2 separate regions of the Mus musculus genome follow, and region 1 is linked to region 2. A link is a contact called in ENCODE Hi-C or POLR2A ChIA-PET data. All regions are on one chromosome and are shown on one strand. The core of a region is the stretch at or near the end of the contact, and the rest is flanking DNA. Distances in the headings are between cores, read along the strand shown. Region 1 holds the start of Aftph (aftiphilin). Region 2 holds the start of Rab1a (RAB1A, member RAS oncogene family).

Evidence for each region. Hi-C counts contacts between places; a loop is a spot of excess contacts on that map. ChIA-PET counts read pairs that join two places held with the same protein, here RNA polymerase II (POLR2A).
Region 1: a map of left cerebral cortex shows a loop between it and region 2 (11-fold over the local background). The contact joins the promoter of Aftph here to the promoter of Rab1a in region 2. A Hi-C loop is called at or near these places in 1 of 37 maps with a recorded cell type or tissue (left cerebral cortex). POLR2A ChIA-PET finds 5 or more read pairs at or near these places in 2 of 5 experiments (Patski and embryonic stem cell).

What each region holds. Positions count from the first base shown.
Region 1 is chr11:20,739,883-20,743,887 of GRCm38, reverse strand. Aftph (aftiphilin) reads left to right here and starts at 2,332. Exons shown (of 10, transcript NM_001290545.1): 1 at 2,332-2,582. Gm46272 (predicted gene, 46272) reads right to left here and starts at 3,256. Exons shown (of 1, transcript NR_168691.1): 1 at 499-3,256.
Region 2 is chr11:20,199,143-20,203,201 of GRCm38, reverse strand. It overlaps Rab1a (RAB1A, member RAS oncogene family), which reads right to left and starts at 1,790. Exons shown (of 6, transcript NM_008996.4): 1 at 1,550-1,790. The coding sequence starts at 1,572.

The DNA of each region.
Region 1 (4,005 bases), core at 1,083-3,582, 540 kb before region 2:
TGGAAGGGACAGGGATTGGATTTCAGACACTAAAGAAAACTTGGAAAGTCCCTGAGGTACAGCAACAGGGTGAAACTCCTTCATTCTTCCAGTGAATAAGCATTGAGCTTCTATCTTCCAGTGTCTTCTCCTATTGCTTTCTTTGGGCTCCTAAAGTCTTTATTGTAGAGGTAGTTCATCTACTTCATTAAATTTAAAAATAGTGGACATGGTGACACATACCTGTAATCACAGCACTTGGGTGGTAGAGATAGGGGATCAGTTCAAGATCCTCTTTAGTTTACAGGCTGAGAACTAGCCTGGGTTATAGGAGAACCTGGTTCAAAATAAAAGTAGAAAACCAGGGGTTTTCCCTCTGTGTTGTGTGTGATGCAGGTTTCTCTACTTAAGGTATGATTCACAGAGCCTCCCCCCTGGAAGAGCTTTTAGAGGTCAAAGAAATTTGAGTGTCTAAGAGGTAAACAATAGCACTACAATGTAACATTTGACTAAAAGGGGTAATATAAGTATAAACTTTACTATTTATTATGATTTCAGTTGTTTAACAAGGCTGAATAGGAGAAAAAATTAGAAGTGGTCAGGCGTTTTTCTTTTCTTGATGCCAAATGTCATAATCACATGTAAGAGTATCCAATTACAGGTAGGTTGATTGTGCTCCCAAGTCATTTGAACAAATAGCTACTCAGCTTCCATGGATTTAAAAAAAAAAAAATTAAGTAAACAGAGTTAGCCTCTTCACTTACCTAACAAAGATAATCATTTGGTAATCATATAATTTGTGAAATCGGGAAGATACTTTCCCAAACTGCACGGTTTCCTTTTAATGTTTAGAATCACTATATTAAACATTTTTGATTGGTTTAAATTATTTGAAAATCATCATTCAAACGTTTCCTTCGGATCTTAGTCAGTACTTATTTGGTAGATTTATCAAGTGAAAACAAACATATGTTTGTCTGAAATAAATTAATTTTCAGTTTTACACGCATTTTTTTTTACTTTCATTCTCAGACAATAAACATGTTTTACAGTGACATACTTTTTTTTTTTAATTTGCACACGAGCTACACCAGCAGGGGGCGAAATACAAAAGGAATAAATTTGACAAGCCATATAGATTTTTCTCACTTCAGTGACTGGCCAATAACAAAAATATTCAGCATAACCACAAAGCAGCAATGCAGTCTCTGTTATCTTGCAATGACTGAATTGTGAGGAGACAAATGAGGGTCTATTTTAGTTCTTCAAGTTAATTTGTCTAGAACATTGCAGAGGCAGGATAAACCATGATGAATTGCTATTGTCCTTATCTTTTTCAACGTGTGTAATTCCTCCAGTCAAAGGGCTAGACAGTTCTCTGAGATGACGGGTGTTTTCAGTCCTTGTTCCTTTCGGTTACTGCTGAGCTTTGCGGTTTGGGAACTATTTTAAATAATTCAGCGTGGGCAGAAAGAGAACCCGGCAGGGCTCAGGGTTTGTAGGGTAGAGTCCAGGGTTCACCGTCTGAGACAGGAATAAAAATCCTGCAGCTTTGTCTGAGTTTTACAGTGGAATGGTTTCTAACAGAGTCATAATAAAGGACGGGGAGATGTTATTAAAAAAAGACCAATTGCTCAGGAACCGATGGAAACAAAAACCTCTTATGACCTCTATTGTATAGAATCGCTCAAATGCACAAGTTGATTGGAAAGATGTATGAAAATGATCATCTTCTCCAAACACCAACACAATTCTGGACTGATTTTTGTAGAAGACCATTTGTTAGTTTGCCTGCTGACTTCTCGTCTTAAGTAGGACAATCACTTCTCGTTTGTTAAATAACAGCTTCCTCTTTTGTTGGCTTACATAAAAAGGGAAGGGAATGAAAGTCTTTTATTCCGGGCAAAAAGGACAAGCTGCTGAATGTTGTCCAGCCGGTTTTTCAGCAGAGATCTGGTTCCGTATTTCCATACGTCTGCAGTTTTATTCCAAGGCGGAACTTAACCCTCTCCCCGGCTCATCGGGAAAGTACTGGGCGGAGAGAAGCTCAGGTCTGTGGCCCGGAGCGCTGCCTCAGAGGGTCGGGAGGGGAGGGAGGACGTCCCCAGCCCACACTTCAGTGAGTACGGAAAAAAGACCGTTTGCCCGCAACCAAAATGGCGAACGTCGTTCCACACGACGGCGCCTGCGCAGAAGTAAGAAGTCTGTGACACTAATTCCCCTGGAGTGTCCTCCCCCACCCCGGCACCCACCAGCGCCCGGCCCCGACCTAGCCACCTGCGCCCGGAAGTGACGTATGGACAGCAGCGGTTCCCCGCTGCATGATGGGAGAGTGTGTGGAGTGGGCGGGGGTCTCCGCGGAGGAGGAGGAGGCGGAGGCGGCGGCGGCGGCGGAAGAGGGCGGAGGGTAGTGGGATGGGGGTCCCGCGGCAGCGCTGAAACTCCGGGTGGGCGTCCATGGCGCCGCGCCGCTGACAGGGCTGGGAACAGCTCCCCTTCCGCCCTCACCAGCTCAGCGTCCGAGTAACCGGTCCTTCCCCGGGGAGCCAGTTCCTCCCCGGGCCGCCGAGCCATGCCCATCGCGGCCGCCCGGGACGAGCCAGGTGAGTGCTGCCGCCGCGCTCCCGGGGTGCGGAGGACCCGGCCCGGCTAGTCGCCCCGGCCTGGAGCGCCTGCCCGCGTCGGCCCGCGTGCGGGCCTGCGAGCTCCGGCGCGGGCTCTGCTCTTCTCCGCGGGTGCGGAACGCCGCTGGCAGCGCCCGAAGCCGAGTGGCACGGCGCTCGGCATCCCAGGCTCGGCCGAGGAGAGCCAGCCGTGCCCTCCCGGCCGCCGTGGCCCGCCCTGCCTCTCGCCGTCCACCCGCCCCGAGCTGCGCGCCGGGGTTCCCTCCCGGCCGCTGTGTAGAAGTTTGGGGCTCCGCTCCGGCGTCCTCCTGCTCCCACCTCCCTCGTGACAGGTGTAAACACTGTCTGCCTCGCGGAGGCCCGAGGCCGGCTGCTGCAGGACTGTGCCGCCTCGAAGGGTCTCTGAATGCTCCAACGGACAGAGACGGCCCAGAGCTGTGTCCCTTGCGGAGAGGACCTTTTAGGCACTCCTCAGGAAATTATCTGTGTCTTCTCCCTCCTTGCGTCCGAAAGTTGAGCCATTATTCTTTAAGCTCCCGACGTGGCAGGTGCTGCCGGGGACAGAGGGTGAACGGTGGTGGGTTCTTTTTCCCTTTGGAAACGGAGACTAGTTGTGCTTCCTACCGCCCCCACCTTGTTGGTTTATTCAAGTTATAGCGTGATGTCCCTCTGAATCTGAATCTGTTGCGGTTGAGGAAAGAACTGACTCATACATGTAAATATTAACGGGGAGGGGGCAGGGAGCGTCAAAGGAGCGTTGGTTCTGTTTCAGAGTTCTTACTAAAAGAAGTAAAACTTTACTCAAACTTCAGGGCATAAATATCTTTCACGAGGTGTTTTTTTTGCGGGGGGGGGATAGTGGTGGGGATAGGAACTTTGGAAAGGTTCAAATCAGATTTTACATTTGTTGAACTATTAGAGAAATATATACTAAACTCTAGGGGGAACTCTGCTTCAACTCTAATGCGTTGATATAAGCAGCCTAGTTTACCATATTTTATAAGTTTCTAAACGTTGGCATTTGTAGGGATCATTTTTAACACTCTCCAGAAGTGTATTTGTTAAAACAAAGTACCTATGGTAGCCATATACATGGATATCTCTCACACGAATAGCAAGTTAGATCCAGCATTGTAATTTCTAGATCAGTAAATAGCACTTACTAGATTCTTATTAGATATAGTGTATCAGATTTATCTATTGATGTTTAGAGACATATTTTTAAATCATTAAAAAGCTCCTGGAAAAAATTTAATAAGACTCATAATATGTAGGGCACTTGAATTTAATGTTATCTGATCTTTTGACCTAGAAGCTATAATGAAAATAATTCCACAAAGATATATCCATAATGGCATTGGTAAATTTTGTAGAACCCAATTGTCTATGAAAACTCACAATC
Region 2 (4,059 bases), core at 541-3,040:
AACACAGCACCTGTGTCTCCATGTGAACTGTTCCCAACTTTTTCAAGTACAGAAGCCTGGCCAAGCACATAGCTCTGTGGATACAGTGCCTATCTGAGTTCAATCCCTGAAGCCACAAAGGAAGAATAAGCTCCCAAAAGTTGTCCCCTGACCTCTGAAGCAAGCAAGGTGACACCTGTGCACCTGCAATCACAGGCATCACACACACAATAAAAAAAAGTATGTAAAATTCTACCAAGATACTAAGACCTCTGCTTAACACAAACGGAAAAACCATTTCAGTATTAAACCAGTCTTAGAAAACCTGAACTTAGAATGTCTTTTGCAAGAGTCATGTGACACGCACATGACAAGTCAGCCGAGCTGATGGTTGGACCTTTCATGGGGGCACACTTAGCGGTAACTGACCAAAGCAACAAATAAAGCCCAGCTTTTACGGCAATAGTGATTTCTCTTATTAAAAACCAACAAAAATCCCTCTCCCTTAAAGATTTCTGACACTAAAGTATAATAAAAATGGCATCTCTTAAAGTTATTTTCATATATGGAAACCATAGGAGAATTTTGGGTTCAAAGAGAGAGCCTAACAATGTCTATCCAAGAAAGGAGAAGCGCAGTTCCCATGAAAGGTGCCAGGTGTGTCACATCTGCTACAGTGACTTCTTGAGTAAGCAAGAAAAAGGAATGCATTAACTTTTCATGACACGTCATGGAACCTCATTTCCTATCTACAGGCATTCAAGCAGGTAATCTAAAACCTACATACAACTCTATCATCAAAGGCCCCATTAGTTTCTTTTCAAAACTGTCTGCAAACTTGTACTTTAACTTGGTGGTACCAGGAAGACATTTCTAGTTTATTTTTAGTTCAGTTTTGTTCTTCTTTTTCTTCTTCTTAACCTACTGGAGACAAAAGGTGACTGGGAGACTCATGTCTCCCCTAAACCAAAAATTTCACAAATGTCCAGGATTTTGTAAGGGTCACGTCTCACAAGTCTCACAGAACTCTCCCAGGAGACAAGCCCAAAAGAAAACTAAACATTATAAATAGCTCCTCACCATCTCCTCATCCCCCTCAAGCCCACGCAGTCCCAAGAAGCATCCATATTACCTAAAACCCAACAGGGAGAGAGCTCTAACAAGCTCGGGATTTACAAGTAAAGCCGACGCTGACAGCTCCGCAGAGCCGGCGCAGGGTCTGACAGTGCCCTCTAGCAGAGCTCTCCCACCTACCTCCCCTTAAAACCAAGTCCTCCTCCAGCCGTCACTGCCTCCAGAGACGCGCCCCTCCTGGCTACTGTCCGAGGCCCTCTCCCCAACGCCCAGCCGCGGCACCTAGCTCCCCGCCGGCTGCGGTCGGGACCCGGCCCGCAGGCCCGACCCCTCCCCGCTGCGCTGCGGCCCTCGGCCTTCAGACAATGGGGCCCTCAGGCTGCTCCGTCTCCTTCGCCCGGCCGACCTTCCCGGCGCTGCGCAGCGAACCTCCCGGCGGCCCTCACCCCCGGCCGGCCGCTCTCACCCCGGCCCGCCCCGGCTCTCCTGCACTCACTATTCGGGATTCATGCTGGACATGTCACTGCAGCTGCCGCCGCCGCCGCCGCCACCACCGCCCTTGCTGACGCAGCCGCCGCCCCAACTCTCCGCGCCACAGGTAATGGAAAGGGAGGAATGAGCTAAGCTGTTCCGGTAGAGCAAACGTCGACCCCACTCCGACCCTTAGAACACAATCAGCAGCCGCCGCCACTCAGTGATCGCTTCCACCCAAAATGGCCGCCGGCGAACCAGGAACTGGGGAAGCCTAGGCCAAGGGGCCTGGCGCGGCCCAGAGGGCGGCAGCGTCGCGGGGCACGCTGGGAAAGAGAGTCATGAGCACACCGCGCGCTGGGCAGCCCGACCGGGCCGAGGGCTGTCTGCACTCAGCTTCCCACTAGGCCCCGCGCCCTGAACGCATGCGCACTTTCGAGCTTGTAGCCCGCCCCGTCCCGATTCCCTCACCCCCACACCCCGCCCTTCCTGCTCCCCTCCCCGCTGGCCTGCTGGCTAGGACTTCGCTCGGACTCCCCCTAGCGGATTGGCTAAGGCCGACCGGGCTGTGTTGATGTCATCAGTGAGACGTGGCAGCAGGGCGAGTCGGTGCCCCATCGGGAGGGGAGGAGGAAGGAACTCGGCGGAGGGCGGTGCCGCAGCAGAGGGGGAGGGGGCTCCCAGGAAGCCTGGGACAGTGAGGAGGGGTGGAGACAGCTTGACGAGCTCTGCTCAGGCAAGACCACAGGGGCCATCACCATCAGGGTCTGAGGCTGCTCTAAGGACAGCAGGAAACTCAAGCGGCCTCTGTAGACCTTGCGCTTTCTCACTCACCCGACTCCTTCTCTAATTTTTTTTTTTTTTTTTTTACCGTTTTACTCTAGCAACTTGATGTTGCAATAGCTGCAAATGGACCCTGTTCTAGTCTCTCTTCTGCTCACACAGCCAGATTTCCCTGTCTGAAACTGCTCCTCCATCTCGACCTCCAACCTTTAACATTGTGCTGTTGAGACACAGGCTAAAGTCAGCCTTAACCAGTCTTCTCCTCCTACTTGAGGCCTAGACTTAAAAGTTGAATTGTTTTCCGGGATAGGGTTGGGTTGGGTTGGGTTGTTAAGTTTTGTTTTTGTTTTTTTTGAGGGGGGGGGGTTGCAGTTGCTTTTGCTGCTCTTTGTTTTTTATTAGTACTAATTCTGTGTCCGTCTGCACAACTGGGCAGTAATAAGTATTTTTTTTTAAGCCATGAAACTCTTCAGTACGGACTCCAGAACTAATATTAATACATTTTTTTAGACCTAATGGTGTCAACTTTAATCAGCTCAGGAATTTAAATCTCCGCTAAACTTTAACGCATTATCTTGCGTTATTTATTACAAAGGGCATAGTATAATACACTGACCAAAGTTTATCTTCCAACTTGTTCTAAGCAAGAATATTATCTCCTGGGGCCAACTGTAGATTTACTTTTAATTTCTGAATTTCTGTGACATCAAAATATGCAAAAGAGGCTGTTCTCATGACTAACCATATACTCAGAACATATTTACACATCCCTCTGGCGTTCCTCCGTGTGTCCTGACAGCCTCATCAGACCACACATACATAGTTTTGGGAGTTTTCTTGTTATTGTCTGGGTTTTGGTTTTTGGTTTTCTGAGGCAGAGTTTCTCTGTGTAGCCCTAGCTGTCCTGGAACTCCCTCTGTAGACCAGGCTGGCCTCGAACTCAGTGTTTCCCTGGCCTCTGCCTCCTGGGTTCTTTTCCATACTAACTTCTGAAATGACCCTAGATGGAGGTTTACAGCCCTGGACCCTAAAGCCCACCATACTTCCTCTTATCATTTCACAGAATAAAAACTCTGAAGTGTCCTAAACTCAATTTTTCAAGCAAAAATTTTGTTGTTATTGTTGTTTTGTTTTGTCTTAGGATTTATCATGTAAGCCAGACATAGCATGCCTTTGACCCCAGCCCTCAGGAGGCAGAGATGGGTGCTTCTCTGTGAGTTTGAAACCAGCCTGGTCTACATAGCAAGTTCCAGAACAGAGCTACATAGTGAACCTCTGTCCCAACACCCACCCCAAATCTGTCATTTAATTTTATGTATGAGTGTCTCTTGCCTGTGTGTGTATGTGTGTGTGTGGTGTGCCATGCATGTGCCTCTTGGCCTCAAAGCCCAGAATAGGGCATTTGATACTCTGAAACGTGAGTTATAGTTGGTTATGCTGGGTTCTGGGAACTGAAAACAGGTCCTCAGCAAGAACAAAAAGTGTCCTTACCAGAGAAGCCATCTCTCCAGCCCTAGCTGGGGTTTTATTACTGATATTTTAATATAGACTTAAACATAAAGATTAAGGAAGAAAGCAGACACTCAGAAAGAAAAACACTATGGAGTGCACTACCCCCATACATACAGATACTACCACCAAAACTCCATTTTTTAAATCTCTGTCTCTTTGGAGATAAATTTGCTCCACTTTCATTGACTATTTCATTTCCCAACAAATTATCTTCTAGTAACCTTTAACCTAGCTGACAAA